2 separate regions of the Homo sapiens genome follow, and region 2 is linked to region 1. The links are chromatin loops, found by intact Hi-C in ENCODE. Cell type or tissue: OCI-LY7. All regions are shown on one strand. Links, peaks and the distances in the headings refer to the core of each region. The heading gives the core; the rest is flanking DNA.

What was found. Peaks named below come from ENCODE experiments on the same cell type or tissue, not always from the same donor. Only the 100,000 strongest peaks of a DNase experiment are listed, where the experiment ranks them.
Region 2: it touches region 1 in a loop (10-fold over the local background); 5 of 110 quality-filtered maps call a loop at or near these places.

The regions. Positions count from the first base shown.
Region 1 is chr2:238,098,555-238,109,808 of GRCh38, forward strand. It overlaps ESPNL (espin like), which reads left to right and starts at 1,786. Exons shown (of 9, transcript NM_194312.4): 1 at 1,786-2,159; 2 at 3,387-3,577; 3 at 6,102-6,288; 4 at 9,237-9,419. The coding sequence starts at 1,866. SCLY (selenocysteine lyase) reads left to right here. Exons shown (of 12, transcript NM_016510.7): 12 at 1-859. It overlaps UBE2F-SCLY (UBE2F-SCLY readthrough (NMD candidate)), which reads left to right. Exons shown (of 19, transcript NR_037904.1): 19 at 1-859. RefSeq lists enhancers at 1-299, 7,185-8,095, 8,096-9,005, 8,465-8,634, 9,006-9,916 and 2 more. In OCI-LY7, for the core only: CTCF peaks have their summits at 7,977 (motif pointing left), 8,866 (motif pointing left) and 9,066; DNase peaks (open chromatin) are centred at 8,857, 9,137 and 9,747; H3K4me3 peaks cover 1,632 bases; H3K27ac peaks cover 1,941 bases.
Region 2 is chr2:237,914,148-237,930,790 of GRCh38, forward strand. It overlaps LOC105373960 (a long non-coding RNA gene), which reads right to left. Exons shown (of 3, transcript XR_924046.3): 2 at 9,293-9,575; 3 at 8,739-8,910. Among named protein-coding and RNA genes, the nearest start is that of UBE2F-SCLY, 44 kb to the right of the region's middle. RefSeq lists silencers at 3,227-3,427, 9,576-9,785. In OCI-LY7, for the core only: CTCF peaks have their summits at 9,671 and 9,871; a DNase peak (open chromatin) is centred at 9,714.

The sequences.
Region 1 (11,254 bases), core at 7,493-9,992:
CGCCGCATAGGACTGCCCACATGGGACCGCCCACATAGGACCGCCCACATAGGACCGCCCACATGGGACCGCCCACATGGGACCGCCCACATGGGACCGCCCACATAGAACCGTCCTCCAGTGGTGAAGCGGAAACACTTAGCTTTATCCACCCTCCCCACTGGGAACTGGGCACGCCTGTTGTGAGTGCCCTTTCCTGGAAGGTGTTTTTATCTGGAAGATAGAATCCAAGTATTTATAACTCATTGTCAGCCAAATGCTATCATGAACGTAGGAAACTTGATTTTTTTGTTTTGATCATGGCCTCTACATGCACCTTTCCAGAGTGGTCTCTTCTCAGGCCCTTTTTAGTCCCTTTCCAAAGCTGCCCCCACCACCCTGCTCCTCTGGCCTCAGTGCACAGTGGCCCCCAGCCTCGGCCAGGCCTGCTCTGCTCAGCGCCCACCGCCCACCACCCCTCCTGCTTCCCCGAGCCTGACCCTGTTCCGCCCACTGGCAATCAGGGCTGCGCACTTCCCTGTCCACGGTCCCCAGGCCTTCCTGTCTTGTCCCTTTTGATCATTATTAACTCAGGGTTTCAGCTCCAACCTCGCTGAGTTGGTGCAGCTCCAGGTCATTCCTGGGGTGGGAATCGGATCATCCCTGACTCAGCTTTTACCTTAATTTTATTTGCAGAGGATTCTTTTCTCAAAATGCTCTGGCATTTGGACACACATCACATGTCGATATTTGCATAGGAGTCATTTTCAGTGGAATAACATTTTTAATGTGTGGTTTTACGGTTCAAGGAACTACTTGATGATTTTGAGGAAACACTTGCCAGAAACTAAATTAACGAATAAAAGATTTCAGTGCCCGACTTGGGGATCCTGTGGTTTCTCTAGTGGGCACTGCGCTTGGGCACAAAGTCATCTGACAGAGCCTGTCGGGGGGAAGCCAGGGGTGCAGCAGCCCCCAGGTCACCATTGTGTGATGATGCGTTAGCCCAGAAATCCAGCTTGAGGCTGTGTCTCCGGAAGCCCCTACAAATGTAATGGGTCCCCCATCTGCAGCTTCCCATTGCTGCCAGGAAGAGGCTGTGGTGGTCCTGACTTCCCTAAAGAAGAACTATGGATTGTCCAGAACAATCTGGAAAGGGGTTAAATGTACTTGGGCCCTTGGGGCTGCAGCCCAGAGACTTGGTCCGTGTAGTTGGAGAGGGGGCCGAGGCAGGGGCTGACACCTTCTCGCCTCAGAGGCCTGGACACACCCAAGTCAGGGTCCTGAGCCCATTGCAGGCCCCGTGGAGCCACTGTGTCCCCAGAGATTCCTAGGAGCCTCCAGGGCCGAGGGCCGGGACCCAGAGGCGGGGCGCTCAGCTCTGTGGGTGTCAACACAGCCAAACATGTAGACCTACTGGGCACCCTTTACTTCAGACACACTGTGGTGGCGGCTGGGGGTCTGCCCTTCTGTGAGAGTTGGGGGAACTGTCTCCCAGGCCACTCGGGGCTCCTGTGAGAAGCTCAGTGGCGTGTATCCTCAGCCCTCGCTCCACAGATGAAGTTCCTGCCATCTGGACAGATCTGAGCAGCCTCAGGGCCAGCCTCCTTTCTCTGCTGGCCATACCCAGCCCTGACCTAGCCTGGTGTGGGCCTTTCCCTGTGCCCTGTACTCCATCCTCCCAGCTCCAGGCACCTGGCACCCTCACACTGTGGGAGTGGCTTGGGCAGGTCCTCAAGGCCTGTCCCCCCACCCGACCCCACCCCACCGCCTCCCATCTGCCCTGTGGCAGCTTATCGGGTAACCAGAGCCGGCAGCTTCATCCACGTCTGAAACAGGAAGCCCCAGCCTGTGCATGAGTCGCCACTGAGAGCCCGGGCCAGAGGATGGAGAAGCAGCGGGCACTCGTGGCCGCCAAGGATGGGGATGTGGCGACGTTGGAGCGGCTGCTGGAGGCTGGCGCCCTGGGCCCGGGCATCACCGATGCTCTGGGGGCCGGCCTGGTTCACCACGCCACCCGGGCTGGCCACCTGGACTGCGTCAAGTTCTTGGTGCAGCGGGCCCAGCTGCCCGGCAACCAGCGGGCCCACAACGGGGCCACCCCAGCGCATGACGCCGCTGCCACGGGCAGCCTGGCCGAGCTGTGCTGGCTGGTCCGCGAGGGGGGCTGCGGTCTGCAGGTGAGCGGGGATGGGGCAGCCTGGCTCCACGAAGCTGGCTGGGGTGGAACCAGGGAGGTGTGAGCCACGGAGGATCAGAGTACTGGCCACCCCGGGCTCCATGGCCCTGGGCCCTTTGTTTCTCTTGGGGACTCAGTCAGTGGTTACCGTCTCTGCCCCACGCCTCTCAGAGCACAAAGGCTTGAGAGCCAAGAACACCTCCTAAATTTTCTTATCACCTTCCCTGCCAGGAAGCTGGGCGTTGCCAGTGGGGGTCTTGCCAGATATCAGGACCCCTGTCTCTGATCAGGCCTGGTCCACAGGGCCTGCCTCCCAAAGGGTCTAGAAAGGGATCCTTACAGAAGCACTGTGGGAACTTGGGCTTGAGAGCTGGGAGCCTAGCCCTGGGGGACGGGAGTTAGGGCTGCTGATGGTGATCGTCTTGTCCGGATCGTTTCTACTGGGCCCCCCTCCCCTATCCTGCCTGCCCAGTCCCCTTTGTGCAGGCGAGGCCCTTAGAGCTGTCGCTCAGCCCTGTGGAGCTTTCAGGGCTGAGGGTGAGCAGGACTGACCGGCCTTAGAACGCCGCCGCCCAGAGGTCAGAGTTGAGGTGGGGGCCGGTGGGGCCTGCTTAGACTGCGGAGCGGGAAGGTTCCCCAGCACCTGGCTCGCCAGAGCACCTGAGAGTCCCGGCCCAGCATCCTGTTCCTGTCGGCCCTTCCGCCAAACCCAAGGGCAGCAGGCGGGAGCTGTGCCTGCCTGGGGATCCATTCTGACAGGGCCCTTGGAGAAGGCCCAGGTCTGCTGGACCCCTGACACCTGTGGTAGGAACGCTCCCTGGCCCCGGGACCCTGTGGCCAGCGGGAGGGCACTGGGGCAGGGGACCAGCCAGAGGTAGGTGTCCTGGGAAGCCTTTCTGACCATGAGCAGAGTGGGCAGGTGTCTGCGGGCACCCGACTGCGTGGGAAAGGGCCTTCTCCACACTGGGGACGGGCCCAGGAGAGGGCAGGGTTGCCAGAGGTGGCCTCCCAAGACCTGGACCTGAGTCCTGGCCCTCCTCTCACCTCAGTCCCAGCAGGGAGCACCTCCCTCCATGTTGCAGGCAGAAACGGAGGGAAGGAGGAAGGAGCTGGAAGCCCCTTCACTGGGTTGCAGGCAGTGTGAGCCCTCGCCCAGGGCCCACCTCCGGCAGCTGGCTCTGACCTCACGGCCTACCCCCCACTCACTGACCTACCCGGGGCTTGGTAGGACCAAGATGCCTCGGGCGTCTCCCCGCTGCACCTGGCCGCCCGTTTTGGACACCCAGTGCTGGTGGAGTGGCTGCTCCACGAGGGCCACTCGGCCACGCTAGAGACCCGGGAGGGAGCCCGGCCGCTGCACCACGCTGCCGTCAGTGGGGACCTGACCTGCCTCAAGCTCCTGACAGCCGCGCATGGCAGGTAAGGAGCCCAAAGTCCCGCCTGGGGGGGCAGCCTGGGGCGAGCTGGCCAAGGGGAGGCTGCACCATGGAGGGCCAAGAGGACAGGCTGGTGGCCTTTGAGGTGAATCCTGCAGGCGGGCATGCTGTCACTGTGGGGGTGAGCTGGCAGGAGCCAAGGGCAATGAGGCCTCTACCCACAGGCCAGGCAGTGGCAGTGCCATGCCAGGGCCCAAGGGGACACAGGCCAGTGCTTCAGCTTGGAGAGTGGCTGGGGGCGGTGACGATGGCAAGATGCTGCTGTGATGCCCAGGGCAGCTCTGGCCCCACCTGGGGGCATCTCGGGACCTAAAACAGCTGGGGACGTGGGCAGCTGGCAACCTGTGAGGGCACCCTCCCATCACCTGACAGGAGTGGGGACTGTCTAGTGGACTTGGGGACACAGAGGCTGGAGCTGCCTCTGCACTGCCCCACCCCTGTGCTGGGACCCCTAGAGCCGGGCGCTGGCCTCATCGTCTCTGGGGCCCTGTGCCCCCTGCTGGAATTAGTGGATGGGCAACGAGGAAGGACCAGGGTCAGGACAGCCAGTAAGGCAGATGGCCTCCCTCCCCACCTGGAAGCTCCTCCAGTCCTCGCCCTGCTTACAAAGGTCACTGTTGTCATAGGAACAGGCCCTCTGCCTCCTACTGTCTTGGCTGAGGGCGAACCTTCCTGTCCCCCAGGGACCCACCTACCTCTGACCACGGCTCTTCTCTTTTCGAGGCAGCATCTCATTTTCCTGTCGCTGCCCCAGAGGCCTCAGTCCCCCACACCCCCTTAGCTCCAGGACAAGCCCCGACAGCTTGCTTGTGGAATCGGGTTCTCATTCCCGGGTGTTCCCATCCTGGACTGCTTGGCAAAGGCCTTTGGGATTCGCTTCTGTGGCTTTTCTCCAGAGCGTCCACACCACCCTCAGCCTTGGCTGGCCACAGTCTCTCTCAGACCCACACGGCTTTTAAAGAAGTTTCCACCATTGAAAACTGGGAGACTTGGGCCGAGCACAGTGGCTCATGCCTGTAATCCCAGCATCTTGGGAGGCTGGGGCTGGAGGATTGCTTGAGCCCAGGAATTCAAGACTGGCCTGGGCAATGTAGCGAGACCTCCATCTCTACAAAAAAATTTATTTAAAAATTAGCCAGGCATGGTGGTGACTGCCTGTAGTCCCAGCAACTCAGGAGGCTGAGGTGGGAGGATCACTTGAGTCTGGGAGGCGGAGGTTGCAGTAAGCTGGGATTGTGCCACTGCACTCCAGCCTGGGCGATAGAGCAAGACCATGTCTCAAAAAAAAGAAGAAAACCAGGAGGCTTCATGTTAATATGCACACACACACGCACACACGCACACACAAATGGGAAGGTCCTGTACCCCCGGCCTAGTTCCCGCCTGGCATTGACCAGCAGCAGCCGAGAGGTGGCTGCCCCTGGCCAGACCATGCCCCCTCCAGTTGCCCCCGACCCACTGGCTGCATCATGGCCTGCTCCCAGCCACCGCGCTGGACACCACCTGTTCCAACCCTGGATGCAGTCAAGGACACCTGGCAGAGTCTGGTGAAAGCACGGATCCTCCCCTGAGAAGGGCACCAAGGCATACTGGCAGCCCTTTGGGGCACATTCCATGAGGGAGTGGACCCTCAGGCTCTGCAGGTGCAGGGGACGATCCCTGTGTGGTCCAAGGCCAGAAAGCAGCCACCAAGGTCCTGTGTCCCCCTTGCTAGGAGCAGGGGAGAGGCTGCTAGGGGGCTGGTACTGGGGGACTTTGTGAGGGGAGGGGAATTCAAACCCAGGTGCAAGTCCCTGGACAAATCAGCTCCCAGCCTCTGTTTCCCCTCTGCCAGCTGAGGCCTGTGACTGGACTCTCCTCTGGGGTGGACACTGAGTTGCTCAGATTCGTCTATCAGAAGTGGGGAGCAGGTGTGGGGGTGCTCGTGAGATCCCTTCATTACTCCTCAGCTTCCCCTCCTGAGAGGGGAAGGGCCCGGAGGTGGAGGGTCTGGGACAGGGTGGCGTGGTCAGCAGGCTTGGCGGGAAAGCAGGCACGAGCCCGAGAGTTGACCCTCCCCGGTGACTTTGGCCCTGCCTCCACGCCGCCACTGTGACCCCAGCCCAGCCAGTGCAACCCTCAGCTCCACAGCTACCAGGCACCCAGCGCCACCTGCCACAGGGCACAGGGCAGAGGGAAACCCTAAGGGAGTCGGGGGTCAATCCTGGGCCTCCACTGGGACAACTGAGAACCTGGAAGCCAAGACTGTGACCCCTCAGGTCTAAGAAGATGCGTGTTTCAGACCTGGACCCAGGAGTCCCCAGAAAAGGACAGGATAGGAGAGTGGGGTTGCACAGCCACCTGGGGGAGCAACCTGGAGGGGGGAACCCCGCAGCAGCAGCTGGAAAGCATGTGGGAAACTCAGTCATCACGGGCAGGGCCAGGGGGCAGCGGTGAAGTCCAAGCAGCCGAGGGATGGGCTCAGCCATAGGCAGGGACTGGGCCTCCAAACCCTCCCTTCCCTGCAGCAGCGTGAACCGGCGGACACGCAGTGGCGCCTCCCCACTCTACCTGGCCTGCCAGGAGGGCCACCTGCACCTGGCCCAGTTCCTGGTGAAGGACTGTGGCGCTGACGTGCACCTTCGTGCTCTCGATGGCATGAGCGCCCTGCACGCTGCCGCCGCCCGTGGCCACTACTCCCTCGTCGTCTGGCTGGTAAGTGGGTGCCAGAGGTGGGAAGGGGACATCCAGGGAGTGTGGGCCCTCCAGCAAGCAGAGCCTGGAGCCTGGATGGGGGCTCCAGAGGGAACTGGGGACACGCAGGGCTGTTGGGGCATCCGATGAGCTGGTCCATGGCTCCCGAGAATCTGCAGCTCCGGCCAGGCTGGGCCCCAGAAGTTTTGACCACCTGTAGTGCACTCTGCTCTGTGGGGTCGTGCCACGGCTCCCCTGGGGCTCTCCTAGTCCCTCTCTCCCTGGAAGTCCTGGTAGGCCTCCCAGGTGCTCTCACAGTTGGTGGTGGCCCGGGTGCTTTGTCTGCGCCCACACCAGCAGTGCCCAGTTTGGGCCACTCGACCACTTGTTCAGGCCCTGCCGCCTGAGATCCCCAGGCCAGCCCCCACCTTCCTCCACTTCTGGCCTCTTTGGGGAAGGAAGACCTGAGACCCCAGAGCAGAGTGGCTGAGGTTGGGGAGGTGCCATCTTCAAGGGGGGGCTGGGGACTTCCTGCCTCTACAACAGAAAAGCAGAGCAGGTGGGACCTGTAACCCCAGCTACTCGGGAGGCTGAGGCAGGAGAAGTGCTTGAACCTGGGAGGCGGAGGTTGCTGTGAGCCAAGATCACGCCACTGAACTCCAGCCTGGGCAACAAAGTGAGACTCTGTCTCAAAAAAAAAAAAAAAAAAAAGAGTAGAGGAGGCCCTCTTTGAGGAGGGGACTTGGGGGCAGAACTGAGGATGGACAGGAGGCGGCCGGACAAGGAGTGGGGCCCAAAGCAACTTCCTGAGGGGGGCACAGGTCATTCAGAGGCGGGGAGAGCCTGGCCCATGGGGCCCGGGGGCGGGCAGGAAAGGCAGACAGAGGCGCTGGGAGGACCGGGGCTCTTTCCTGAGGGTCCTGGGGAGCCACGGAAGGCTCGGAGCCAGGAGCAGTAGGATCTGACTGGCATATTGGAAGGTCACTGTGGCTGCTGATGGAGAAGTGAGAGCTGCCTGCCCCCAGACCTCCCATGCTTGCCTGGGGCCTCCTGTCTCCTGGCTCCCACCCACTCAGTCCAGCTCCTTCTCCAGCAAGCCAGGCTGGCTCTGCCCCCGGGGCCTTTGCATGCACTGCACCCTGTGCCTGGCACACAGCTCCCCAGCTGCCCCTGGGGCCTTCCCTGCCCAGCTGGTTTATGGGGGGAGCCGCCTGCCCCGACCATCCTCACTCCTGCTTTCCTCCCCACCGGCGCACCAGCACCAGGCACACGGCGTGTCTGACTCCTGGCCTTGGTGGTGGTTTCCACCAGCCGGCGTGTAGGCGCCAGGAGCTCCGTGGGTGCAGGACTTCACCACCTGCTACGTTCCCCGCACCTGGCACGCAGTCAGGCTCGGGAGATGTTTACTGAAGCAATGGGTGGGCAAGTGAAGGAACAGGGGGCCTGGTCCCTTAGGATGGCGCCTGCTGCTCACCATGGCCCTGAGGCCCTTGGGACGGGTCCCGCCTGCTCACCGTGTCCCCGGGCGCTCGGGATGGCGCTGGCCTGCTCCCCGTGGCCCCAAGATCCTCAGGCTGCTGCCTGCCTGCCCACTTTGTCCCCAAGGCCGCCTGAATTGGCCTCTAGCCTCCCTTCGTGGAGACTGCAGCCCCTCCCGGTGCCTCGCCTGCAAGTGCGCCCCTCCCCACCCCGGGGCTGCCTCTCCAGCTCCTCCTGCTGGAGCAGCCTACCCCAAAGGAAGCTCTCTGGACCTGGGTCCCACCCTGGCCATCCTCCCTTTGCCCCTCCAGCAGTTCTGACCCATTCACTCCAGACCTCAGCCTCCCAAACTATGCCTGGCTCCTGGGATGAGCGGCGGCTGCACACAGTGGGCAGAGCAGCAGCAGCTCACCACAGGGGGTCCTGAGGGAGGGAAACAGGGTGTCCACTGAACCCCTAGGACTGTGCTGAGGCATGAGCGGCCTTCCTGGGGAGAAAGCGGGCAGGCCTCGGGGTCTCAGGGCCAGAGAGGCCACTCCAGATGCGAAGGAGCCCCACGGCAGCCCTGTCCCTGTCTCTGTTTCCAGCTCATTGTGCTTTGCCCAACAGACACTTCTGAGTACTGATCAGTCAGGAGCGCCCTGGCTGCGCTAGGAGGCACTCACACCGAAGGCGACGGGCTGCTGGCGGCTCTGCTGTTCTCGTGGCCTCCCCAGTGGGGAAAGCGGGCACACTCAAGGCAGGAAGGAGGGTGAAGGCGGGGAGCCAGCACGCCCATCACCCGTCTGTCAGGAAGGCAGGCTGTCCTAGGAGACCCCCGCGTCCCACTGGCAGGCCCAGGCCCCATGTCTGTCCCAGCTGCACAGGTTTCCGCAAGTCAGTGTAGAGGACTGTCACCTGGCTGGTGCTGTGGACCACAGCAGGGGCCCTTCAGAAGGCAGATGAGGCCCCAGAGGCAGGGCTGGCCTCAAGTCGCTCCAGCGGTGGTGGCCGGCAGGTCAGGGCCCCAAACCTCATTGCCTGGCTCGAATCCAGGCCCTGGAGGGAGGCCACAGGACCCGCTGCTCCAGCAAAGGGGCTCAGTGCAAATGCCCAACGAGGCAGCGCCACCCTCGGGCCAAATGAAGTTCTTCCCTCCCCGCCCCTCCCTCCCTTCCTTCTCTCCTCTCCTTCCTTCATAGCAAACACATGTTTACTCTTCCCTAGGTGTTTTCATTTGCCATGATGTTTGCTTTCAGATTTGGGACCATGGTGTCTGCAAATTAAGCTACTGCGCTCACTTCACCCCCACCTGGACCCCAGAGGTCCTGCTGCCCCAGGGTGACGGGGACGCACGTGCTCAGCCAGCCCTGTCCGGGGTTTCCTGAGGTTGTACCCTGTGCCCCGAGAGGTACAGCCAGAGTCCACTTTCACTTCTGCTCCAAGCCCCTCCCACTCTGTGTGCCTCCTCCCTGGGAGGATGGCTGCTCCCTCTGCCCCTCCTTCCCCAGGTCACATTCACCGACATCGGACTCACGGCACGGGACAATGAGGGGGCCACGGCCCTGCACTTTGCAGCCCGAGGCGGCCACACGCCCATTCTAGACCGACTCCTGCTCATGGGTACCCCCATCCTGAGAGACTCCTGGGGTGGGACCCCCCTCCACGACGCAGCAGAGAACGGGCAGATGGAGGTAAGGTGGGCGTGAGGGAGACAGGGTGAGCAGTCACAAGTGCCAGCCATGCCCAGTGCTGTGTCACTGACCCTCACAGCAACCCTGTAAGAGTGATGACCCTCTTTTACAGATAGGTAAACTGAGGCTCTAAGTGGCACTGTCACTTGCCCAAGGTCAAGATCCCAGGGTCAAGTGGCAAGATCCAAGCTCTATGCTCTCGTCCTGCGTACCATCCTCCCTCCCTTCGCGCAGAAACTCCCTCGTGCCTGGTCAGGGCTTGGTCTTGGTGACAGTCTTCTCAGAACAGCCCTTGGGGCGGACCCTCTGCTGTGAGCAGCCTGCGAGTAGAGCTGTGGCAGGGGTGTGATGTCAGCCCCTTTGCTATTACCCAGATAAATCTTGGGGGCTCACATGGCCCAGCCTCAAGGACACGACATCCAAAAACCCCACGTAGGCAGGGATGGTATTCAAATGTTCAACAACATCAGAACCACACCCAGCCTTTGAGGGTGGGTGCAGCCATCAGCTGCTGGCCCTGCCCGGGTGCCCACCCGATGTCGACCTCATCTAAAGGCAAGGCCCCATCTCAGGAGAATGCACACAGTTTACTTCTCCCCAGCCCCATCCGGTCCTGAGCAGTGTCGGGTCTGTTCACCTCCATGAAGTCTCCTGGTTCCCCACGTTCTTCCAAAGCCTCCTGGGCCCAGGCTGCTCAGTCGGGAGCCAGCAGCGTGCTCCAGGCCTCTGCAAGGCTAGTCTGGGGGGATTTTAAGTGGAAGTGCAACCAACCATCGCATTCTGGGTCTGCAAGTCTAGACAACTGCTCCCAGCTAGAACCCAAGGTCTTCCTGGGGCCCCGGGTCACCCAGTCTCAGCAGTGCCATTGAAACAATCACACACGGTGCAGCCGCAGAGCCATCGGAAGGCACCGCATTCCCTGCAGAGCTGAGCCTTTGGCAGAATGCAGAGGAAACCCAATCCCCCCTCCCGGCAGCGCTGCTGAAAGCATCTTTCTCTGAGGCCCCCCAGCTACCGCCCTTCCTCTCACCATCCCCCGTCCACTCAGCTCTGCACAACCCAGCTCTGTCTCCCCAGTCTCTGTCCCCAACCTAGACAGAGATAGGAAGTGGGGGGAGGGGTGACCCGCAGGCCCTGGGAGGCATGTCCCTGACAGGTGGCTGGTGGCAGGAGGAGCTCTGCTGAGTGGCTCAGGCAGGCCCCAGGAGACTCGGCTCAGAAGGGGTAAGTGGCCCCTGGCCAGGGGTTTTTAAGCTTTTTTAAAGCAGCAAAATCTTCTTTCAAATGAAATATTTGATAGCAGCCCAAGAAGTTTAATAAATCAGCTGACTCCTCTGGCTCCTCAGCTTCCCTCTGTAAAAAGAAAATTACTCAAGCCTCAAAACAGAGACTTCTTCCCTTTTAAATTTCTTACTGTGGAATTCAAAACACACAACAGCGTGTCATCACCGTGTGCAACCTCTAACTCCTAGGCTCAAGCAATCCTCCTGCCTCAGCCTCCTGAGTAGCTGGGACTATAGGCGCACGCCACCACGCCCAGCTAATTTTTTAAAAAAATTTTGTAGAGATGGGAGTCTCACTGTGCTGAGCCCAGGCAGGCCTCAAACTTCTGGGCTCAAGCAATCCTCCCACCTCAGCCTTCCAAAGTGCTGGGATGACAGGTGTGAGCCACTATGCCCAGCCTTTTCCTCCATTCTTGACAACTTATGTTAGTACAGTACATTTGTCACAATTAGTGAACCCAAACTAGCACAGTGTTACTAACTAGAGCCCACACTTCATTCAGATGCCCTTAGCTTTTACCGAATGTCCCTTTTCTATCCCAGGATCCCATT
Region 2 (16,643 bases), core at 8,383-10,882, 180 kb before region 1:
CAGTTGTAACCCACCTGCACTCATGACACAAAGTGGTTATGAGAGCTGGAAGAAAATGGGACAATTGTCTCGGCTCATCCCCCACTTCTCCCCTAGAAAGCCAGGGAGTCCTGAGGACCCTAGTGGCTAGCCCACGGTCACACCACCAGTGGCAGAGCCCCAGGCCCTGGCTTCAGCAGCCCCGCGGCCCCCGGGCCCCCAGGTGGGGATGCAGAGCCCACTGCTGCACATGCAGAATCCTCCCAGAATCCGTTTTAGGGCTGTAGCATCTTCAAGGACAAGGCCCTGCCATGTGCTCTGCCAGCCGTGTGTGTGTGTGTGTGTGTGTGTGTGCGCGCGCGTGTGTGCGTGTGTGTGCGCATGCATGTGGGTGCATGTGTGTGCATGCGTGCGTGCGCATGCGTGCGTGTGTGTGCACGTATGTGTGTGCATGTGTGTGCGTGTGTGTGTGTACAAACAGTAACCTTCAAGTGCAGCTATCCCTTCCAATGTTCTATTGCTTTATTCAGTGGTCACGACGTGGGTTTTTCACTGGTTCCAGGCCTGCTGTTTGCTGCTGGTTGTGGTTGTGGAGGGGTGTGTTATACTTTGTGGACATGAATCTCCTGCCACACATCTTTCTAGGTGGCCACTCACAGCTGTGCTACCACTTGCCTCAGATTAATAAGATTTGTTTTGATTAAGGACAGTAACCTTTCCCAGGACACCGGGACCGTGGCTGCTTTTCACATCACAGCACCGACAGACCCTCATGACCACTGCCCCATTATAGGGAAGCAGACCAAGGGAAACTAGACACTGAAATTCAGAGGCTGGTTTTATGTAGGAGAAGGTGTTCCCAGAGCACTCTAATCAAAAAAGGTCTGATCCAAAAGATGTCACCCAATTTCATAAACTTCAGAGTGTTGGCTGTTCTGGAAGGATGGTATGCCTATTCTACAACTTGGAAAAGTATGTCTACTGTCATCAGAAATAAATGTGACAGGCCGGGCATGGTGGCTCACGCCTGTAATCCCAGCACTTTGGGAGGCCAAGGTGGGCAGGCAGATCACTTGAGGTCAGGAGTTCGAGACCAGCCTGGCCAACATGGTGAAACCCCGTCTCTACTAAAATTACAAAAAATTAGCCAGGCGTGGTGGTGCACACCTGTAATCCCAGCTACTCAGGAGGCTGAAGCAGGAGAATCACTTGAACCCAGGAGGCGGAGGTTGCAGTGAGCTGAAATGGCGCCACTGCACTCCAGGCTGAGCAGGAGAGTGAGACGAAGAGGAGGGGAGGGGAGGGGAGGGGCCGCAGAAAAGACCACGCTGAGACCAGGTCTTCCTTACTGTCCCGCCTCCACACACTCCCAACTCACAGGGACAATAATGGCATCTTCCTCAAGTGGGTATTATGTTAATGAGGTAAAATGGGTTAGTCTGAGTTTTCCGAGAAGTAGATGTGGAGACTGGGTTTCAGATGCAGGGTGGTTATTGGGGCAAACTCCAGAAGCATTAGGGAGCCAGTGGGGAAGACCCGGGGATCTGCCCTAGGCTGCCATGCCGTCTAAGGTTCCACAAAGCCATGGGGGTGTCCTTGCACCAAAGCCAGCTGTCAGAGCCTTCCTGGGGGAGGAGGTCTGCCTGAATCCCTTCCCACCCCAGCCTCAAGCAGCGGGGCAGCCCTCGTGAAGCGTGGCCTCGCAGGAAGCCACGAGGCATTTCAGAGCCAGCAGCTGGGGCCCTCGGTCGGCTCTGCTCCCTTGGTTGAACCAAAGAATGTGGCCTTATCTGGAAATAAGGACTTTGCAGGTGTAATTAGTTAAATTCAAATAAGATTGTACTTGATTAAAGTGGGCCCTGCATTCAGTATGCAGGTGTCCTTAGAGAAGAGGGGATACACCAGGACAGAGAGAGAAGGCCACAGAGATTGGAGCCATGCAGCGAAGAAACGGGGGGGCCGAGGTATCACTCCAGAAGCTGCGAGACACAGAGGCTCCCCGCAGAGCCTTCAGAGGACACAGCCTCTGCAGCCCCTCCTGAAATCACGGCTCAGTAGGCGTTATCATTAGAATGCTTTAGACAGTACTAACAGTGCGCAATGTCATTACTTTAAAATTATCCAAGCTAAGGGAAGAGACGAGGGTGATGGAGAATTTCTCAGTATTTAGACTGGACTTCAGAATGTGTGTTTGCGAAGGTTTAGGGGGAGCAAGAGAGCTTTCGGTTTTCCTTCTTCATCGTCAGGTCACGATGGGCAGCGGGTGAGGTCTACGGGCAAGGCCAGCTGTGGCTGGGATGGGCAAAGCTCTGCCCTTACCAGGATGCCCTGTCCGCTCAGGTTCCTGGTCAAGTATTTGCACATCACAAGGCTGGGAACCAAGAACTGAACGCCGGCACGTAGGGTGGTAAAGGAGAGGTGGGCCGGGCATGGAAGCACCGTCCCTTCTCCAGCCTTCTCTGATGGGCCCAGGACGGGAGGCAGTGTTGACACAGGGAGGGTCTGGGGTCTCTACTAAGCTGACTGGGAAACCAGTGGCAGGGGTGTGTGTGTGTGTGTGTGTGTGTGTGTGTTTGATTTTTGGTTTTGGGGGGGTATTTTGTTCTTTTTTTTTAATTAATTTTTTTTTTTTTTTTGAGAAAGACTCTTACTCTGTCGCCCAGGCTGGAGTGCAGTGGCATGATCTCGACTCACTGCAACCTCCACCTACCAGGTTCAAGCAATCTCCTGCCTCAGCCTCCGGAGTAGCTGGAATTACAGGCATGTGCCACCACGCCCAGCTAATTTTTGTATTTTTAGTAGAGACGGAGTTTCGCCATGTTGGCCAGGCTGGTCTCAAACTCTTGAGCTCAGGTGATCTGCCCGCCTTGGCCTCCCAAAGTGCTGGCATTACAGGTGTGAGCCACCGCACTCGGCCTCCAAAGCCAATTTTAATTAAAAGAAATGAGATTGAGTGGCTTTATTGTGTCCTGAGCTGGAGAAACACTCTCTTATCCAGAGCTTGTCATAAAAATCCATGTCATAAAATGTCACAGAAATCCATAGGAAAAAAATGAATTGGAAATCAAAAAAGCTTTAAAAAGCAAGGGAAAAATATGGAATTTAGCATGGGAAATGGAATTGCCCAAGTACGTCACTTAATGTTTGTCTTAATGAGCTCCCAGAAATAAAATTGCTCTGGGGACAGGGTTTCTTGTAAACCAAGAAGCAGCTCTGGATTGGAAAAATCTTCAAAGAAAGGACATCCCTGTTGGATTTGCTACTAAGGAGGCCACAGACAGCCTGGGAGCGGAGGGGCAGAGGCAGCACCAGAATGCACAATGAGCCTGAGCCTGGGAACAGGTCACTCCTGCCGGAGAGAAAGCCCTGAGGCCTCTGGAGATGCAATCTGCCTCTTGTTTGTCAGAAATGAAAACTAGGCTGGGCACGGTGGCTCACGCCTGTAATCCCAGCACTTTGGGAGGCTGGGAGTCAGGGCGGGGGGATCATTTGAGGTCAGGAGTTCCAGACCAGCCTGACCAACTTGGTGAAACCCCCAGTCTCTACTAAAAATCCAAAAAAATTAGCCAAGCATGGTGGCACGAGCCTGTAATCCTAACCACGCTGGAGGCTGAGGCAGGAGAATCACTTGAATCTGGGAGGCGAAGGTTGCTTTGAGCTGAGATCACACCACTGCACTCCAGCCTGGGAGACAGAGAGACTCCATCAGATAGATAGATCGATAGATCAATAGATAGATAGGTAGATAGATAGATAGATAGATAGATAGATAGATAGATAGATAGATAGATAATGGTACCATCTTTCTGGAGGCCAAGTTGGAAATATGTACCAAAAGTCTTAAAATGCTTATTCCCGGTAATTTCCCTTCTAAGAATATATCCTAAGGACATAATTAAAGATGTGCAAAAGGACAGGAGGGAAAGATCTTCACTGGAGTTATTTATAAGAGCAAAGGGTGGAAACACCCTCAGTGCCCAACACTGGAGGACTGTCAATCAGATTAAAACTCAGATGACAGGGAAAAACTGTTCAATCCAATCAAATCCAGATGACAGGGAAAAACTGTTCCATCCAATCAAATCCAGATGACAGGGAAAAACTGTTCAATCCAATCAAATCCAGATGACAAGGAAAATAGGTTCTTTTTTTTTTTTTCCAGAAACAGAGTCTCACTCTGTCACCCAGGCCTTGGAGTGCAGTGGCACAATCTTGGTTCACTCACTGCCACCTCCACCTCCTGGGTTCAAACGATTCTTCTGCCACAGTCTCCCCAGTAGCTGGGATTACAGGTGTGCACCACCATGCCTGGCTATATTTTTGTATTTTTAGTAGAGACAGGGTTTCCCCATGTTGGCCAGGCTGGTCTCGAACTCCTGACCACAAGTGATCCACCCACCTTGGCCTCCCAAAGTGCTGGGATTACAGGCGTGAGCCATCCACCATGCCTGGCTGGGAAAAACAAGTTCTTAAATTAAGTACATGGGAATTTTTTTTCATAGTGTAGAGTTAATTGGAAAAGGCAGATTATGAAAAAGGAGAGTGAACTGATCTCAATTTTGGTGTGTGTGTGAACACATTCCCCAGGCCATATCCAAGTAGGGGGAGAGCACATAATACAACTAGCAGAAACGATAACAACACAACAGGCTATGGTCTGGATCTAGGTGCCACATCCCAATTACTGGGCTGTCACTCCCTGGCATTAGATCAGCCTTGGCAGGTTCTGAGTCTTTTTTTTTTTTTTTTTTTTTTTTTTAGACGGAGTCTCGCTCTGTCTCCCAGGCTGGAGTGCAGTGGTGCGATCTCCGCTCGCTGCAACCTCCACCTCCCAGGTTCAAGCAATTCTCCTACCTCAGCCTCCCAAGTAGCTGGGATCACAGGCGCCCACTACCATACCTGGCTAATTTTTACATTTTTAGTAGAGACGGGGTTTCACCATGTTGGCCAGGCTGGTCTTGAACTCCTGACAAGTGGTCCACCCACCTCGCCCTCCCACAGTGCTGAGATTACAGACATGAGCCACGATGCCCAGCAGGTTCTGATCTTGACTGGACCCCTTTTTAGCTGAGTGACTTTGAGCAAACTTTTCATCTTTCTGATAATTTTGTGTGCATGGAAAAGATGACTTAGCATTGGTCACATGCCCTATTCCAAGGATGGTGTTTGAGCTCCAAAGAGCAGGCCACCTGCCAGAGGACCCGTATTTTTTGGGGACAGGGATGAGAATGGGCAAGAAGAGAGCAGATGTAGGCTGGGAGCCTTGAGAACGGGAGAGGAAAGAGGTTTCAAGACATTTTTCTCTAGATTGTGAACATAATTGCACTTTGGTTCCCCCTAGAACAAATTTAAGAAGGACCTAAATTGCTTTTCAAGGCTATTTTAGGAAGTGAACTTGGATCTGACTTTGTTTTTTTTCTTCCTGGGCCTGTGCGGAGGTGGACCATGGGTGCCCATCTTTATTTGGGTTACAAAAATGTGAAGGGGGTGCAGAGGAACAGCGGGAAGAGAGCAGCCCTCCAAAGCATCCCTCTCTGCCCCACCCCAGCCACAATCCTTGGGCCTGGGGACAGTGCTCATGCCCCCACGTGAATCGCTTCCCCACAGACACTCTGACAGGAGGCCGGGGAAGTTTGCTTCCTGTTTTCTGGGGGCAGGGCGGGAGGCAGACAGGGGTGACTGGAGGTGCATGTCCATGACAGGTGGCAGCTGCTTTCCATCCCCAGTGCATCCTGCCATGAGAGCACCTACATCCCAGCCCTGCCCCTGCCACCTAAGATCTCTTCTTACAAGAAGCAGTGCCACCTTTAAAATGTTTCAAATGGTCAGGCCGGGTGCAATGGCTCCCACTTGTAATCCCAGTACTTTGGGAGGCTGAGGAGAGCAGATTGCTTGAGCTCAGGAGTTCGAGACCAGGCTGGGCAACACGACGAAACCCCATCTCTACCAAAAATACAAAAACTTAACCAGGTATGGTGGCGCACACCTGTGGTCCCAGCTACTCTGGAGGCTGAGGTGGGAGGATCACTTAAGCCTGGAGGTGGGAGGCTGCAGCAAGCCAAAATCATGCCACCGCACTCCAGTGTGGGTGACGGAGCAAGACCCCATCTCAAAAAAAAAGTTTCAGATGGTCATAGGTGTGAAAGTATATAATGTAAATAAAATGTTTTAAAAAACAATATTTTTAAAAGTTGTAGCATAGAAGTGATGGCACCAAGCTGCCTTAGTTGAAACCAAATCCTGGCTGTGCCGATTAAAAATGGTGAGGCAGGCTGGGCACAGTGGCTCACGCCTGTCATCCCAGCACTTTGGGAGGCTGAGGCTGAGGCTGGAGGATCACTTGAGCCCAGGAGTTTGAGACCAGCCTAGGCAACATAGTGAGACCTCATCTCTACAAAAAAATTTAAAAAATTAGCTGGGTGTGGTGGCATGTGCCTGTAGTCCCAGCTACTCAGGAGGCTGTGGGGGAGGATCGCTTGGGCTGGGGAGGCAGTAAGCCATGATCACACCACTGCACTCCAGCCTGGGTGACAGAATAAGACCCCATGTCAAAAAAAAAAAAAAAGAAAGGAAGGAAGAAAGGCGAGGCAAGCTCCTCAACCCTCTGGGCTTCAGTGTCATCGCCTGCAGAGTGCTGGCCATGGACACTTCAGGGACTCACAGTGAAGACAGCCCTTGGCCATGTGGCAGGCACATGGCAAACGCTGCTAACCGGGGCCATAGTGATTCACTTTCACAGCAGGGCTGGGAGCTGTGGCTGCACGTGCACGTGAACACATGTGGGTAAATGCTCCCGTCTCTCAGTGTTCCCAGCCCTTCTGCACAGAAGGTCGGGTGAGTCAAAAGGAGAATAATCGGTGATCATAATGATAGGAAACGATCGAGTTTGGGGATTGTCTCCTCCTCCTCGGGCTCGGCTGAGGATAAAGCAGTGCAGTCGGAGTCTGCCCAAGCTGCTGCTATAACAGGCTGGGGACTTAAACAACAGAAGTGCGTTTCTCGCAGCTGTGGAGGCTGGAAGCCTGAGATCAAGGGGTCGGCAGGGTTGGTTCCTTCTGATGCCTCTCTTCTTGGCTTGTCATTTCCTCCCTGCCTCATATGGTCGTCTTTCTGTGCCTGCATCCTAATCTTTTTTTTTTCTTTTGAGACAGGGTCTCGCCCAGTCACCTAGGCTGGAGTGCAGTGGCGCAATCTCCGCTCGCTGCAGCCCCCACCTCCCGGGTTCAAGCAATTCTCCCACCTCAGCCTCCCAAGTAGCTGGGATTACAGGTGTGTGCCACCACGCTTGACTAATTTTTGTATTTTTAATAGAGATGGGGTTTCACCATGTTGGCCAGGCTGGTCTTGAACCCTTGACCTCAGGTGATCCACCCATATTGGCCTCCCAAAGTGCTGGGATTACAGGCATGAGCCACTGCACCTGGCCCTAATCTTCTCTTCTTATAAGGGCACAGTCACATTGGGTTAGGGCCCACCCAGTGACCTCATTTAACCTTAGTCACCTCTGTAAAGACCCTGGGTCCAAACCCAGTCACATTCTGAGGTACTGCTGGTTAGGACTTCAAGATGTGAAGTCACATTCTGAGGCAAGGACACAACTCAGCCAGGACAAGAGCCACTTCCCCAACCATAAAAGTGTCACCCAGGGCAGTGGGCTTTTCTACCTGACCCAACACAGCCAATTTAAGCTGGAATGGAATTAAAGTGTTGTAATTCACGTGAAAAGTCATGGAAAACGGCACTGCAGTAAGGCATTGGCTACGGAAACATCACAAGATTGAATAAAGACCTGCTTTGCATCAACGCACATCATGGCACGTTCTCATTGTGGGAAAATGTGGTTTAATGAGGGAGACACGGGGAGGGGCAGAAGACCTCAGGGAGATTCCAAAGAGGATTCCCAAGCAGGTGCATTCACGGGCATTGGTGAAAGGCAGCAGGGGCTTGTCATCCCGCTTCTGAAAAATGGGCAACTCTCCACTGATGCCTGTGTTCCCCCATGGGGGAGAGTGGGGGTGGAGAGGGCAGGACCGCCAAACCAGCCTGCCGGGGAAGGTGGGGGACAAGGGCAGGAGTGCAGCCTGGGCCTGCTTCCTGAGGCCAACAGATGCCACCCCTGCAATCCCAGCACTTTGGGAGGTCGAAGTGGGCAGATCGCCTGAGGCCAGGAGTTTGAGATCAGCCTGGGCAACACAGTGAGATCCTGTCCCTACTAAAAAAATTTTTTAAAATTGAGAGAGAGACAGATGTCTGCCGGCCAGCCTCACACAGCGGGCCAGGCCGGAGAAAGCAATGGAGGAACAGAAAGGCCCTGAGCCCCTATGAAGGGGCCCATCCCTGACCTCTGCTCTCCTAGTCTTCATCAGCCTGGAGGTTATGTCCATTTTGCAGTTAAGGAGATTGAGGCACAGGCAGGTGACAACACATGCCCAGTGTCCCTGAGCGCGGGTACTAGAGCCGGAATTGGAAGCCAGCTCTCCGACTCCAGGGCCCCCAGTTCGCTAATGAGTCTCTGCTGCCCTCAGCACAGGAGAGGGTACAACCATCAGGAGCTGGGATTGGAGGAGGGGAGGGCAAGGGAGGCTGTCTGCCTCCAGCCACGTGTGCACTCAGGTGACTCACACCTGAGTGTTTGCAACTCCGGGTACCATAAACCCAGTGGGCCACCCTCTGTGTGACTCATGCCCCCTCCTGCCCAAGTTCTCCCGGGGCCACCCCTGCCCTGGAGGAGTGCCCAACACAGCAGCTGTCATGGCCGATCTCCTGGGAAACCCACCTGGCAGAGCCCAGCCCAGGGAGCCCCACGGGATGCTCTGGTTCTCCTCAGCACTCTCTCTGGCCGATCAGGTTCAAGGACAGCTCTCAGTCTTACCCGGGAGAAGAAACTGGGGCACCTCCTGTTTTCTCCGCTCTGCGTCTCAGCAGGGTTTGCTGAAAGGAGAGCTGCGTCTGCAAGTCCTGCACCTGTTTTGTAAGCCTCACCTGTGCTTCCTGGGGATGGAGTCCTGCCCTGGCCCGCTGTTCCCCAGGAAGGCTGGCAAGCTCAGCCCCCCAGCCAGGACAAGTTGTGGGAAAACCCTGGGAACATAAGGCCACCCAGCTGAGTGAGGAATCTCTGTGTGTCCCCAGAGCACAGCTCAGTCCCCAGCCCATCACAAGCTGGCCCCACGGGCAGAGCACCCTCCCACAGCCCCACTGCCCCTGCTGTCACGTTCCTGCAGCCCTGCAGCCCACCCAAGACTGCCAGGGGACCCTCCTTTCCTCCCAGCCCCCTGATTTTTAATTAAAAAACAATGATTTCCCAAACTGGTACCAATAAGCAGTGAATTCCTGTTGACGAGTTTGGAGGGGACTTTCCTAGTTCATAGAGTCCACGGTTTTAAAAAGATCACTGCTGTCTAGTTTTCCGGTCCTGGCCCCGTGGAAGGTCACGCGCAGCTGAAAATAATTTTCTGGATCAGGAAACAGGCCAGACTGACGCGTGCCCAGGCGGTTCCCTTGCTGGCCGTGGAAGACATCTGGCGGACACCTGGCTGCAGAGGCTCGACTTGGAGTCCAGCTGGGGCTCAACTAGGCTCGCTGGAGGGCAGGGGACCCTGGAAAGAAAACAGGGGCGCAGCTTGCCCTGTGGACCCGGGGCTGCCCAGCGCGATGACACGGGACCGCACGGCCCGCAGGACCCCAGACGCCCGCTAGGGGCGCGCGCGAGCCAGGGGAGCCACGAGGGCCCTGCGGGGAGCGAGCCCGGCAGCCCCGCCCAGGACGCCATGAGTTCTCCTGCTCTTACTCCCCTCCCTTTTTTTCTATCTTTTGTTTTTCTTCTTTTCTTTTCTTTTCTTTTCTTTTCTTTTCTTTTCTTTTCTTTTCTTTTCTTTTCTTTTCTTTTCTTTTCTTTTCTCTCTCTTCTCCTTTTTTTCCCTTTCCTTTCCTTTTTCTCCTTTTCTTTTAAACAAAAAGCATAGTCACATGTACAGCACAGAACAGCCAAAGAACATCTAATGCCTAGCACGTGGTACTGAAAAAAACTATTCATTGGCGTCATTAATTGTAAATAAATGTGACATACACTTCATCAGCCAATCCTCTATTGTTAGACATGAAGCTTGTTACCAATTTCCCCCTATTTCTTGTCACCTTCTTTTATTATACAAGTACATTGTAGAAAACACAGGTAAAAAAGGCCGGGCGCGGTGGCTCACACTTGTAATCCCAGTACTTTGGGGGCCAAGGCGGGCAGATCGCGAGGTCAGGAGATCGAGACCAGACTGGCCAACACGGTGAAATCTCGTCTCTACTAAAAACACAAAAATTACCTGGGCATGGTGGCATGCGCCATGTAGCCTGTAATCCCAGCTACGCGGGAGGCTGAGGCAGGAGAATCGTTTGAACCCTGGAAGCCGAGGTTGCCGTGAGCCGAGATTGCGCCATTGCACTCCAGTGCAGACAGAGCGAAACTCGGTCTCAAAAAACAAAGCAAAAAGAATAAAAAGCAAATGCAGGTAAACAAACCGTCTTAATTCCAACCATTCAGATAATCTTTAACATACATTTTGGCATTAATTTATACTTAAGTACATAGATGATAGACAGATAGATGCTTGTATTAAAAAAAAAAAAGGGGGGGCTTGCTGGGCGCGGTGGCTACACCTGTAATCCCAGCACTCTGGGAGGCTGAAGTGGGCAGATCACTTGAGTTCAGGAGTTCGAGACCAACCTAGCCAATATGATGAAACCCCGTCTCTACTAAAAATGCAAAAATTAGCTGGGTCTGGTGGTGCATGCCTGTAGTCCCATCTACTCAGGAGGCTGAGGTGAGAGAATCGCTGGAACCCAGGAGGCAGAATTCGCAGTGAGCCAAGATTGTGACACTGCACTGCAGCCTGGGCAACAGAGGGAGACTCTGTTTCAAAAATAATAATAATTATTAATTAATTAATTAAAATGGCCTCATACTCTTTTGTAAATGGCTTTATCAATTTAAAAATTACTTTTTTTAGAAAATGACTACACATTTTTTATAAGCTCTGAAGGGCAGGGGTTTCATCTGTTTGTTTACATTTTTATTAATTACTTTTTTTTTGAGACAGAGTCTCACTCTGTCACCCTGGCTGGAGTGCAGTGGCACTATCTCGGCTCACTGCAACCTCCACCTCCCGGGTTCATGCAATTCTCCTGCCTCAGCCTCCCAAGTAGCTGGGATTATAGGCGCCTGCCACCACGCCCGGCTAACTTTCGTATTTTTAGTAGAGACAGGGTTTCACCTTCTTGGCCAGGCTGGTTTCCAACTCCTGACCTCAAGCGATCCGCCCGCCTTGGACTCCCAAAGTGCTGGGATTACAGGTGTGAGCCACTGTGCCTGGCCTGTTTTGTTTATTGCTATTTATAAATAACGCTCTGATGTGCACTTCCATAATACAAATGTTTAGAAATAGAATATTTGGGTCAAGGAGATCCCTAGGCTCTGCGTAGCTGTTGCCATATCCCTCGCGCATGTTTGCATCTCCCCGACACACCAGTATTGATGCAAGTTTCTGCTTACTCCAGTACTTTAGCCAGAACTTTAGCCAGAACTGGGTATTAACTTTAACAGCTGGATCAGGAAAAGATGCTCCCAACTGCAGTTTTCATTACACACATCTGATTACAGCAAGGCCAATGTTTTCCCCACGGGTGTGGTCATAGGAAGTCTTCTTTGGTGAATTACTGCACAGGCCTGTGGCCCATGTATAAGTTATGACACTCTTCATAACAGCAGTCTGCCCCCGCAAGTTTAGGAACTTATGCACAAAAGGCCCCTGTTTTCTTGAGTATTTTCGCATGCATATTCATAAGCCAGTCTGTAGTCATTTTGCAGGGAAGGAGTCTATTTTGATCAGGCTAATTGTTTTGTATTTTTAGTAGAGATGGGGTTTCACCATGTTGGCCAGGTTGGTTTCAAACTCCTGGACTCAAATGATCCACCCACCTCGGCCTCCCAAAGTGCTGGGATTATAAGCGTGAGCCACCTCGCCTGGTCAAGAATGTATATTCTACCTCACACCATATGTGAAAATTAACTTGAAATGGGTCAAAGGCCTAGATGTAAGTTTAAAACTCTTAGAAGGAAACATAGGTATAAATCTTCATGACCTTGGGTCAGGCAATGGTTTCTTAAGTATGAAACCACAAGCACAAGCCACAAAAGGAACAAATAGATAAATTGGACTTCATCAAAACTTAAAACTTTTTTGCATCAAATGACTCCATCAAGAGAGTATTTCTGTGCAGCTGCTGAGGCAGAAAGAAAAAGAAAGTAAAAAGGCCAGGTGCAGTGGCTCACACCTGTAATCCCAGCACTTTGGGAGGCCGAGGCAGGCAGATTGCTTGAGCTCAGGGGTTTGAGACCAGCCTTGGTAACATGGTGAAACCCCATATCTACAAAAAATACAAAAATTAACCGGGCGTGGTAATGTGTGCTTGTAGTCTTAGCTACTCGGGAGGCTGAGGTGGATCACCTAAGCCCTGGAGGCGGAGGTTGCAGTGAGCCAAGATTACTCCATTGCATTCCAGCCTGGATGACAGAGTGAGACCCTGTCTCAAAAAAAAAAAATTATATATATATATATATATATATATATATATATATATGCCAGCACTCCTCAAAACTGTCAAGATCATAAAAACAAAAGAAGTCTGAAAAACTGTCACAGCCAAGAGGAACTCAAGGAAACATGACAACTGAATGTCATGTGGTATCCTGGATGGGCTCCTGAATATAAAAAGAATATTAGGAAAAAACTAAGGAAATAGGAATAAAATATAAGCTTTAGTTAACAATAATGCATTTGAATAGTGGTTTATTAATAGTAACAAATGTACCTTATTCACATAAAATGTTAGTGATAGAGTTAACAGTGTGGCGTATATGGCAGCTCTCTGTACTCTATTTGCAACTGTTCTGTAAATCTCAAACTGTTCTAAAATAAAATGTTATTTTAAAAAGATAAAAACAGTGGCTGTCCCTGTTCCATCAGTTTGGTGAGTCAGTGTCCCTGTAGGTTGTAGAATGAAAATACCCAACACTGAAATTCAAACGCAACACAGATGATTGTGGAGGTGGTTCAAAAGACAGTAATTTGAATATCAAAGTTTCTAGAGACGCACTGGAGAAAACCGATCAAGTACTTTTGCAAAAATGACCCTCTTTCTTGAGAAGGCCAAACACGCTGGGTAGGAGTTCACATGGAGCTGTCCAGCCTCCTGGCCGCTGAAACCCTGATCAATACTTGATGGATTCTTTGTTCTAGAATGGGCAGGTGGCACCAGGAAGATGATGGGTCTTCACCCCTGGAGCTGCACCAGAGCTCAACCTATGACAACCTGGCTCAGCCTATGACAACCTATGAACACCCTGTGCTCTTCCTAGGAAGGATCAGGAGAAACACCAGGACCCCAAACCCCCAGAGCTAAAAGATGGCACCAGGCTCTAAGTAGAAACCCATGGGATGAAGACCAAAGCCACTGATACCTCTGGCTCTCCCCAGGGAATTCCATGGTTACAGGTGTGCACCCCACACCTGATCCCACCAGAGGCTGGAAGAGGAAAGGGGCGGGATGGGGGCTAGGGGAAGTAGGCAGGTAGGGCAGGGCAGTCCATCTTTTGCAAGTAGCAATGGATCTCTCTCCAGGAGGCAGAGAACTAGCTCTGGGGCAGCCTCTTTCTGTGCTTTGGGAGATCCACTTTGAGGGTTACAAACCCTCAAAGCTGCTCCTACAAGTCTTCTTGGGCAAACTGGGACTTTGGCATGGCTGGCAGTGTTACCAAAACACCAGGAATTTGGTCTAGGTCCTAGTGCTTGCCACGCCCATCACTGAAACCACAATTATTGCCCTGGAAGAAGGCTTTAATTGGGTGCTGCAGCCAAGGATTTGGGGTATACGTCTCAAATCCATCCCGACTGACTACAGTTAGGGGTTGGTACAGCAGAAACGTAACCACATGCAGGAAAGCAGGAATTAGGGAGGGGTAAGGAAGAGGAGTCAGTTAACAGGGAGCAGGTGGCCAGTTAGGCAGTCATCAGAGGTGAGGGGTTTGGCTTCTCATTGTCCAAATGCAGTGACTGGTGAGTTTCAGCTTCTTGATACTATCTGGGAGGCCAGCTGCTTGGTCTCCTGAGAAAGGAGCTCAGAAAAAACAAACATAACTTTCTCAAATTTCAAGACTGGGAGGCGCAATTTCTATGTTTACTCAAAATAAACTATAAACATCAGTCTTGATTTGTTTTGTTTTGTTTTGAGACAGTTTCACTCTGTTGCCCAGCCTAGGGTGCAGTGACACCGTCTTGGCTCGCTGCAACCTGGGTTCAGGTGATTCTCACGCCTCAGCCTCCCAAGTAGCTGGGATTACAGGCGCACACTACCACACCTGGCTAATTTTTTTTAGTTTTTGCATTTTTAGTAGAGACGGGGTTTCGCCATGTTGGCCAGGCTGGTCTCGAACTCCTGGCCTCAAGCCCACCTCAGCCTCCCAAAATGCTGGGATTACAGGCGTGAGCCATTGCACCTGGCCTATAAACATCAGTTCTATGGGACAATCGGGTGGGTTTCGGCAGGAGCCTTCCAGGTTCTGGGGTGTAATTGACAGGGACTTGGCTTTGTCACCACAGAAAGTGAGAGTCGATAGCTTCAGCTGTGCATGAATTGAGACCATCTTGACCTTGAACCGAGGCTTTTTCTAGAAGATCATTTGAATGTTTTTTCCTGGGCGGGTGAGGCAGGGAACCACGCATCCACCAGTACAAAACACAATCACGAACTAACAAGCACAGCGCAGATCTGTAAATACTGATGTGGAATTAACCCCACAAAATTCTGTTAGGTGAAAGGAACATAAAAATAATCGAATTTGTCCACTGAAATTTTCTAGCAGGTCAAACGAGAAACAACATTGGTTGACTCAGAGGAAAGTTACTGGGGTACTGGTTAGGAAGGAAATTTGTGTATCCTCTTTTTTTGTTGTTTTTGCTGAGATGGGGTCTCCCTCTGTTGCCCAGGCTGGAGTGCACTGGCACAATCTCAGCTCACTGCAACCTCTGCCTCCTGGGTTCAGGTGATTCTTGTGCCTCAGCCTTCTGAGTAGCTGGAATTACAGGTGCATACCACCATGCCCATCTAATTTTTGTTTTTGTGTGTTTTTTTTTTTTTTTTTTTTTTTTGAGACGGAGTCTCACTCTGTCGCCCAGGCTGGAGTGCAGTGGCATTATCTTGGCTCATTGCAAGCTCCGCCTCCCAGGTTCATGCCATTCTCCTGCCTCAGCCTCCCAAGTAGCTGGGACTACAGGTGCCTGTCACCACGCCCAGCTAATTTTTTTCCATTTTTTAGTAGAGACGAGGTTTCACCGTGTTAGCCAGGATGGTCACGATCTCCTGACCTCGTGATCTGCCCTCCTCGGCCTCCCAAAGTGCTGGGATTACAGGCGTGAGCCACCACGCCCCGCCTTTAATTTTTGTATTTTTTAGTAAAGACAGGGTTTTGCCATGTTGGCCAGGCTGGTCTCAAGCTCTTGGCCTCAAGTGACCCACCCACCTTGGCCTCCCAAAAGTGTTGGGATTATAGGCATGAACCACCATGCCCGGCCACGTTACGATTTTTAAAGTCTAACCTAACCAAACTGTCAGAAACTTAAAATGACAACACTTTCATTCCAATTAATTGTACTAGAATGTTCCAAGCAAATATCCCCTTCCTTCCCCAGGCCAGGGCCCAGCCATGCCTCCCACTCCTCCAGGCTGCTGGGCTAGTTGCTGGGTCCTGGGGTGGCCCACAGGGACTTTGCCTACTGTAATTTCCACCAGCACCCCCAAGCCACCCCAGCTAAACACACAATTGAAGTACAAATAGCATGTTCACCATCTGAAGACGAGTCACCTATTTTCTGCTTCCAACTGGACTGTGTTCTCAAGACCCCCTGCATTCATTTATATCGCTGGGTAACATATTTCCCGGCTGGTGAGAAGTCCCGGCGTGGCCCAGCTATGTCCTCTGAGATGGCAGGGTCTCATGAGGCTGTCACCAGGTGTCCGCTGGGTCACATCCTCCTCTTGCAGATGCAGGAGGCAGACACATGCCTAGGCAGATGGGGCAGAACCCCAGTGAAACCCTACCTCCAAGACAAAGACAGTTTAAAACCTGAAAGCCAAGCTACAAGTCAAATCCACGGACCAGATTGAGAACCCGTCTTCCCGTTTGGTGCACTTTCCTCTGATTGATCCCCACCCTTCACCTATTTTACAGAAACCTACCCTACCCTAATTGGTTTTTTACACTGTCATGCCCACCTTTGAGCAGTGCCTTTGTTTTAACCTTTTTTGCATACTCACAAACCAATCAGCACACACTCCCCATTCTGAGCCTATAAAATCCCAGACCCAGCCACACTGAAGGAGAGACCACCCAACTTAGAGTGGAGGACAACCCTTGCATCCCCTCTCCACTGAGAACTTTTCCATCACTCAATACAGTTATTATCTGCCCTCCTCATCCTTCGATGGTCAGGGTAACCTCATTCTTCCTGGACATGAGACAAGAGTTCAGGAACCACCAAATGTGGGTAGGAGCTATAACACAGGCAGGCTGGGGCACACATGGCCCAGCTACGGGCTGAGCTGGTGCACAAGCTCAGTGC